Linked DNA regions of Homo sapiens: region 2 is linked to region 1. Evidence: read pairs that join two places in POLR2A ChIA-PET (ENCODE). Cell type or tissue: MCF 10A. All regions are shown on one strand.

What was found. ChIA-PET counts read pairs that join two places held together with the same protein. Peaks named below come from ENCODE experiments on the same cell type or tissue, not always from the same donor. Only the 100,000 strongest peaks of a DNase experiment are listed, where the experiment ranks them.
Region 2: POLR2A ChIA-PET joins it to region 1 with 5 read pairs; 2 of 35 experiments call an interaction of 5 or more read pairs at or near these places.

What each region holds. Positions count from the first base shown.
Region 1 is chr6:148,607,275-148,611,274 of GRCh38, forward strand. No RefSeq gene overlaps it. Among named protein-coding and RNA genes, the nearest start is that of UST, 140 kb to the right of the region's middle. In MCF 10A, a CTCF peak has its summit at 1,495 (motif pointing left); no DNase peak of the experiment used is centred here.
Region 2 is chr6:148,851,864-148,855,863 of GRCh38, forward strand. The region is part of intron 1 of UST (uronyl 2-sulfotransferase); the gene reads left to right. Among named protein-coding and RNA genes, the nearest start is that of UST, 110 kb to the left of the region's middle. In MCF 10A, no CTCF peak of the experiment used is centred here; a DNase peak (open chromatin) is centred at 2,418.

The DNA.
Region 1 (4,000 bases):
ATACCAAAATACCTTTTCTCTGGTCCCTCTCTTAATTAGTGATAAAATTGTTTTTTTCTCAACTAATCTTGCCTTCAAAATTCATGTTTGATGTAACTTTTAGTTATTATTATTTTTTTTGGAGATGGGGTCTCACTCTGTCGCCCAGGCTGTAGTGCAGTGGCACAATCTCGGCTTACTGCAACCTCTGCCTCCCAGGTTCAAGTGATTCTACTGCCTCAGCCTCCCAAGTCTCTGGGATTACAGGCACATGCCACCACGCCTGGCTAATTTTTTGTGTTTTAGTAGAGATGGGGTTTCACGGTGTTGCCCAGGCTGGTCTCGAATTTCTGAGCCCGGGCAATCTGCCCACCTTGGCCTCCCAAAGTGCTAGGATTACAGGTGTGAGCCACCGTGCCCGGCCGGTTTGATGTAACTTTTAAAATATTTCAGAGGCTTTCAACCTTCCTGGAGTCACAGAGCAGCATCCCTTATATAAATATGTTAAGAGAATCTCTTTTTAAAGAAGGTTCACAGTATAAATGTTTGCTGTCGGCACTTTTGTCTTGATGACACATAAGGATCTTAAAAGCTGTTTGTAAGTCCATTGGTTCATGAATCCAAAGTATCACTTTCAAATCAATTAAAATATCCATATCTGTGTAAAGTTAGGCTTTTCCAGAGAGCACACATATTGACGGCATTAGTTCAGACTTTCTTAACTTTCTTGGCTCTCTTCTTATGACTCTCATCACTCTTCCTAATTTGCACTTTTTGGAAATGATGAAGTTAATGATGTTAATAAACTAACTCAAAAAACACAAACACAGGCCGGCCGCGGTGGCTCATGACAGTAATCCTAGCACTTTGGGAGGCCAAGGCAGGTGGATCACCTGAGGTCAGGAATTCGAGACCAGCCTGGCCAACATGGTGAAACCCTGTCTCTACTAAAAATACAAAAATTAGCCGGGCATGGTGGCGCACGCCTGTAGTCCCAGCTGCTCAGGCGGGTGAGGCAGGAGAATTGCTTGAACCTGGGAGACATAGGTTGCAGTGAGCTGAGATCATGCCACTGAACTCCAGACTGGGCTACAGAGCGAGACTCCATCTCAAGAAACAAAACAAAACACACAAGCACAATCTGGCCTGCAGATGTGCATGTGTTTCATCTACACAGTGCTGCTATGTGAATTAGCTGCCAAATTAAAAAACCAAGAGCATTCAAACGAAAGTCAGACTTTTCACATGAATTTTCATACTCTCTTGAAAAATCAGGGTATCTTACAATAGTGGGCCTCTAACCTGCGCGATAGCAATGGTCTAGAGCTGAGATTTGGCTGTCCACTTTTGACTGGGCAGACACAGTCATTCACAGTTTCACTCCCTATTGCCTTACCTGGGTCTCACTTCATTCACTTACTTTACCTGCCTGAGTTTATGATTTTGGCCACAGAGTAACAAACTTAAGCCAAGACTAAAATGTCTGTGCACAATCATGGTGCCATCTGTTGGTGAAGAGTAGAAATGGTGGGCTTTTGCTCTGAAAAGGAACTTTGTTCATCTGTATCAACGGTTTGAAAGTTTGTAAATAGCAAAGCACCAATATCTATTAAGTATTAATATATAGCAGCATAATTACTCCTCATGTATCCTACAACTATGTACCTGCAATGGACTGTAATTCACCTCGTGATCCCCAGAGGCCTTGCAGATTTGTGTGTGTGTGTGTGTGTGTGTGTGTGTGTGTGTGTGTGTGTGAATGTGTGCATGTGCATATACCCTGTGGGATACAGAAAGTGAAAAGAAGTTAGCAGTCTGTGCCCTTGTAACTCTTCTTGCAGACCTAGCATTGCAGGAATTTGTTCATCTGGCTTTTTGGATGAGGTCCCACCTTTTCTGCATTGCCATTGAACATGACTTCTCATCACATAGCAGAAAAAGCATGGCATTTGAAACAAGAAACTCTTGGTAATAGCCTTATTTCTGCCATTCACTGACTATTTGATCTGAAGCAAGCTACCAAATTTCTGTGGTCTTTGGTTTTCTCATATAAGAATCAGGATGATAACAACTGCAACACAGCAAGATAGTTGTGATAAAATGTATGTCAGAGCTCCACAGAAAAACCTACCCTACTTAATCATGGCATAGTATTCTAGAAACAGAGGTGGTGGAAGATACAAGTTATGCCACACACCATGTTTTTTTTTTTAACATGCTTATATTTGCCTTTAAAAAATACACACACACACAACACACACACACACACCCACACACACACATATATATATTAAATTATAGATTCAGGGGATACATGTGCAGGTTTGTTACATGGATATATTATGTAGTGGTGAGGTTTGGGCTTCTAGTGTACCCATCACCTAAACAATGAACATTGTACCAAATAGGCAATTTTTCAACCCTCAACCCCCTCCCACCCATATACCATGTTGATTCGCTTAATGTGTCAGCCTGGAGGTTTGAAACACATTTCATTAATTTTGAAATTTCATTTTTTAAATTTAGCAGAAGTCAATATATTTTCAAACTATCTCTCACACAGTGTTTCAATGCTAAAATGCTATTTGATCAAGTTGGTAAAATTATGCCCACAGCTCTGCTATTGTAACGTTGCTCATCCCCGGACAGACCTTCCATGTAGGATATAACCAGTCTTCAAATTTAAGGGTTAAAAACCTCCCTTCCTGGGAATGTTCAGCCTTTATCATGGCTTCAGCATCATATTCTTGCCAGTGATTCTTTTTTTATGACCTTTCACCTGACATCTACGCACCTCATTGATTAAGAGATACTTTAATTTGGACTTCATCATCTTACAATCATAAATTCAAACCCAAATAGATTACTTTCTGAAGTCTCCTTTCTGTCAGTGGCATCAACATTCTCTCAATTCCATGTAATGTAGATTTATTCACTGATTACCACAGACACTGTGGCTGGGTTTGGAGTAGACCATGACCCATTCTCCTTTATTTCTTGCACCTAGTCTTAATAGATCTTTTTCAATATCACTTACATCTCTCTTTCCTTTTCCATTTCACTTATACCAAGTTAGTCTAAGGCCTCCTTACTATCATCTGAATCATGATGGAAGACCTTAGTTTATCCTGCTTCTTATCCAGCTTAAGGGTCCTGAAATTTAACTCTTCATCAGAACTTTCTAGTGATTTCCCCCCAGACTACTCCATTAAGTCTGAGAGCTTCTGCCTGTCCTGAGGCTTTCCATATTCCAACCTTACCTATCTTCATTCTTGTCTCCTTTCTCTTAGACAAACCCTCCACCCCTGCAGCCTAATCTTGGCATATATGCCCACCACAGTCTCTTGGCTTCAGTATTTTTCCTATATGGACACTCTTCCTCTGTATCTATCCAAGTCCAGCAAGACCTTAGAGGTCAAGGCCATCTGCCACCCCCTTTCTAAGACTTGTTTGACTATTTCTTCCTATACTTGTTTCTCTCTTCCTGAACTTCTACAACAGTAACAATCTGTGCCAATTATCACCCTTGCTTATCTATGCCTCTTGTTCACAATCATTCACGAGTGCATTCATCTTCAATTAAACTGTAAACTCCTTGAAGAGAGAGATCACAGCATGCTGAGTCTCTATCTCATCAAGTTCCCTGAACGTGGTAAACACTGATTGAAGGAAAAATAAATGCTTTGTTGATTTATTGGCATAAGTGTATTTAATATTAGCTTTAATTAGGTTTTCACAAGGCTTAACTTACTTTTCAATATATGCATCCCTCTTGGGCAAGTAACTTACATTCTTTAATAAGCCGAATAGAAGAAATGCTATAACCTGCTTTTAAAGTAAAAATTGAGACACAATATGATGAGTATGATGTACTTTTCAAGGCAATGGTACAGTATTTGAAATCAGGCCTGTTCTAGAAAAATCTAAAATATTTGGAAAAAATATCACAAGATCTCCTAAATTCATCATATTTCTAATACTTAAATATCTTGAGCCCCAAGAAGGGGAATCAGGACAATAT
Region 2 (4,000 bases), 240 kb after region 1:
AACAGAAGTGGCTGGTGTTGACTGCATGTTTACGGTGGCTGCCAACTGAGGGGCTGCCCCTGATGAGGCCGAGTGAGTGAGGCCCACACTGCATGTGGCTGGGAAAGGTTTCAAACCATGACTTCTTACCTTTGTTCAAACCAGATGCAAGGAATCCGAGGATGATGTCTGGGTACTGATTTAATTAGCAGCAAAAGGGATTAAGCAAACCAGCAATCATGCTCTTTCATCTCTGTCCAGAAAAGGCGTTTTTACCTGCACCCATGGTTGTGAATCTGTGACTGATGCCAGTGTTGTCATTAAGAAAGGACCTCAAGCAAAGCAGAGTCGGGAACATTTTGTGTTTAAAATGTTTAGAAACAAACATGGACAGAGCCCACTGATTTTTCCTCTGGGAAAAAGACAGTCACTGTAAATAGACAAATTACACTGAATCTATCCGAAACATATGTTGCGTTTGGCTAAATGCTAATCTCTTATTTGCCCTCCTGCTGCCAAGGCCCGTGCTGCGTGCCCTGGATCTGGATGTGTGTTTAAACGATTATAGTTCAGGAAAAGAGCCTAGGCCTGTTCATGTTCCATTGAGGCTCCTGTTCTCAGACTTACTGATTTTCAATCTGGAGATTTTACTGAAATATATATTACAGTCTCTTACCATGTAAGCCAAGTCTGTTTTTACTTTATCCATTTGTATGGAGAAATATCATAATCCTCAGAGATCTGGAGCATAGGAGATTGCTTTGAGGGCATGTAGGGTAGGAGCTGCCTAGTGAACTGTTCACTTGGCCTGGAATGTCTTTCTCTCTTGCCAATCCCCACCTTTATCACTTAATTCCTATTTATCTTTTTTATTGAAGCTCAGGTAGCATCTTCCCCGGGAATCCTTTGCTGACCGCCCTGAGCCTGAGTTGGTTATTCCTCCACTGGGCTTCCCTAGCTGCCCACTGCTTTCCTATCTCCAAACCTCCCCAGACTTGTAAGGTCTGTGAGGGTCAGAACCCCCCAACCCCCATGTGTTATGCCCAGCACCGAGGACAGTGCCTGTCACATGACTTTAGTAAATACCTGTTGAATGAATGAGGACACTTGTCTTCTTTTCTTTTCTTTTAAAATTCTGGGGTACATGTGCAGGACATACAGGTTTGTTACATAGGTAAACGTGTGCCGTGGTGGTTTGCTGCACCTATCAACCCATCACGTAGGTATTAAGCCCCACATGCATCAGCTATTTTTCCTGATGCTCTCCCTCCCTCCCCCAACAGGCCCCTGTGTGTGTATTCCCCTCCCTGTGTCCACGTGTTCTCACTGTTCAGCTCCACTTATAAGTGAGAACATGTGGTGTTTGGTTTTCTGTGCCTGTGTTACTTTGCTGAGGATAATGGCTTCCAGCTTCATCCATGTCCCTGCAAAGGACATGATCTTGTTCCTTTTTATGGCTGCATAGTATTCCATGGTGTATATGTACCACATTTTCTTTATCCAGTCTGTCGTCTGTCATTGATGGGCATTTGGGTTGATTCCATGTCTTTGCTATTGTGAATAGTGCTGCCATGAATATACATATACAGATATCTTTATAATAGAATGACTTATATTCCTTTGGGTGTATACCCAGTAAAGGGATCGCTGGGTCAAATGGTATTTCTGGTTCTAGGTCTCTGAGGAATTGTCACACCGTCTTCCACAATGGTTGAACTAATTTACATTCCCACCAACAGTGTAAAAGCGTTCCTGTTTCTCTGCAACCTCACCGGCATCTGTTCTTTCTTGAGTTTTTAATAATCATGATTCTGACTGATATGAGATGGTATCTTATTGTGGTTTTGATTTGTATTTCTCTAATGATCAGTGATGTTGAACTTTTTTTCATATGTTTGGTTGGCCGCATGTATGTCTTCTTTTGAGAAGTGTCTGTTCATGTCCTTTGTCCACTTTTTAATGGGGTTGTTTGTTTTTCTTAAAGCCATTTGTTCTTCAACAGGGGACTCCTGTACTCCAAGTAACACTTTCTGCTCCCAGAGCCACTTCCCTACCCCCTGCATACCCAAAATACTGGGGTGATATTTTAGATTTCCAGTCCTCCAGATACATAAGGACAAAAATGTGCAACCTTTTGCATCATATAACAAAGTTCTTTCTTTCTTCCCTAACAGATATCACACATGATGAAGTCTGATAGCTAGTGTCGGGTAGTTGACAGAAAAACAAACAAAAAGGTTTTTTTAAATAAAAAAGCAAGCCTGTGGGTCTTCAGAATAAAATCACTTTGATTCAGCTATAAAAATATGACTTAGAAACATTGCAGTGAGCATTGCCAAATACAGCTCCTCTGCTACCGTCTGTCCTGGAGCTGCACACCTGTCCCTGTACCGCTGAGCCCACGCTGTAGGATCTTGGAATTGGGGCGTGGACTTGTTCATTGTGAGCACACAGAATGTGGACATGATTCTGAATGTGTGGCTGTGTTGGAACTTGCCCAATCTATTTCAAGATGATAAATTACATACTTCCGGAAAGGCTATTCTGTTTTCCCCACAGAAGATCTTAACTACTCTTTGTCTTCTCCTTTTATAGAACTGAAAATTTAATTTTGTCTAAATGTGCTTTTCTTCATATTTACTTACATTCTCAGCATTACAGTATACTGTCTACAGAAACACAGTCCTAGTTTTTCATTTTAGGAAAAGGTGATTCATTATGGAACAAATCTTAATTTTAATATTACCATGCTTTGGTAGAAGTCAGTGTTGGAAAACTCTAGAAAGTATTGCCTTGGAATAAAAATATCAGGTGGGGGAAGGAGCAAGGATAGCTGGGGGAGGGCTGAGCTTCTATTTCCTGATGAATTGAAGTTCACATATGGATGGGGTGAGATCATGGTGTAATACACAAAACTTGGGTCAAGAGGGTAGAAATTAAAGGTAGGAAAACATTTTAGAAGCCTCTGTTGCTGAAATATTTTTGCATTGTAGTGGATATTAATTATTCCGATGTTAATTATTCGCTAGGGGTCTGTGTTAGTCCATTTTCACACTACTGATAAAGACATACCCGAGACGGGGCAATTTACAAAAGAAAGAGGTTTAATGGACGTCGGGTTCCACGTGGCTGGGGAGGCCTCACAATTATGGTGGAAGGCAAGGAGGATCAAGTCACGTCTTAAGTGGATGCCAGCAAGCAAAGAGAGAGAGCTTGTACAGGCTTTTTAAAACCATCAGATCTCGCGAGACGTATTCACTATCACGAGAACAGCACGAGAAAGACCCGCCCCCATGATTCATTTACCTCCCACTGGGTCTCTCTCCCTTGACACGTGGGACCTGTGGGAGTTACTATTCAAGATGAGATTTGATGGGGACACAGCCAAACCGTATCAGGGTCTTTCCTGGTTTTTACCCAGTGTGCTTCAAACAGTCATTGCTTTGCAGCCTACTTGCCTCGCCGGGGATTTGTTATCTCCTCTCATAGTGCTCTAACAATTTCCTTTTGTTCTCAGATCACTGCCCTTTCTCACCAGGGGAGGATTCACTCACAGAAAGCAGGTAGTGGGCTGTCTTAGGTAAAGAAATACCCACTTCTGGTGAAAGCCAGGTGAGGAAGGCCAGTGGGAACAGACGGGAGAGAAGGAACAAGCTCTCTGCTGGGAAGGTCACTGTTCCCAGGGAGGACTTATTTGGAGGCTGAAAGCCAGATAACTAAGAAAATTAAATGGTAGTTTCCAATCAGAGTAAAAAAGGATCCAAGGAAGGTGGGGATGAGTTTCTGGAAGTGGTTTTGGCAGAAGGCAGTTTCATCTTTCCATGCACTTGCACACAGGTAGAAATCTGCATTTTTTCACCTGAGTTTTGCTCACTAATGTTCATAATATTAATACTTCGGGAGAAAAAGGAGACCCTTACGATGAGATTCACTAGAAAGCTGAGCAAGACATGTATCCTGGAGTTGGCCACGGGTACCACTGCAGATGCTGGGCAATACAGTTTGTGTTGTGTAAATTATA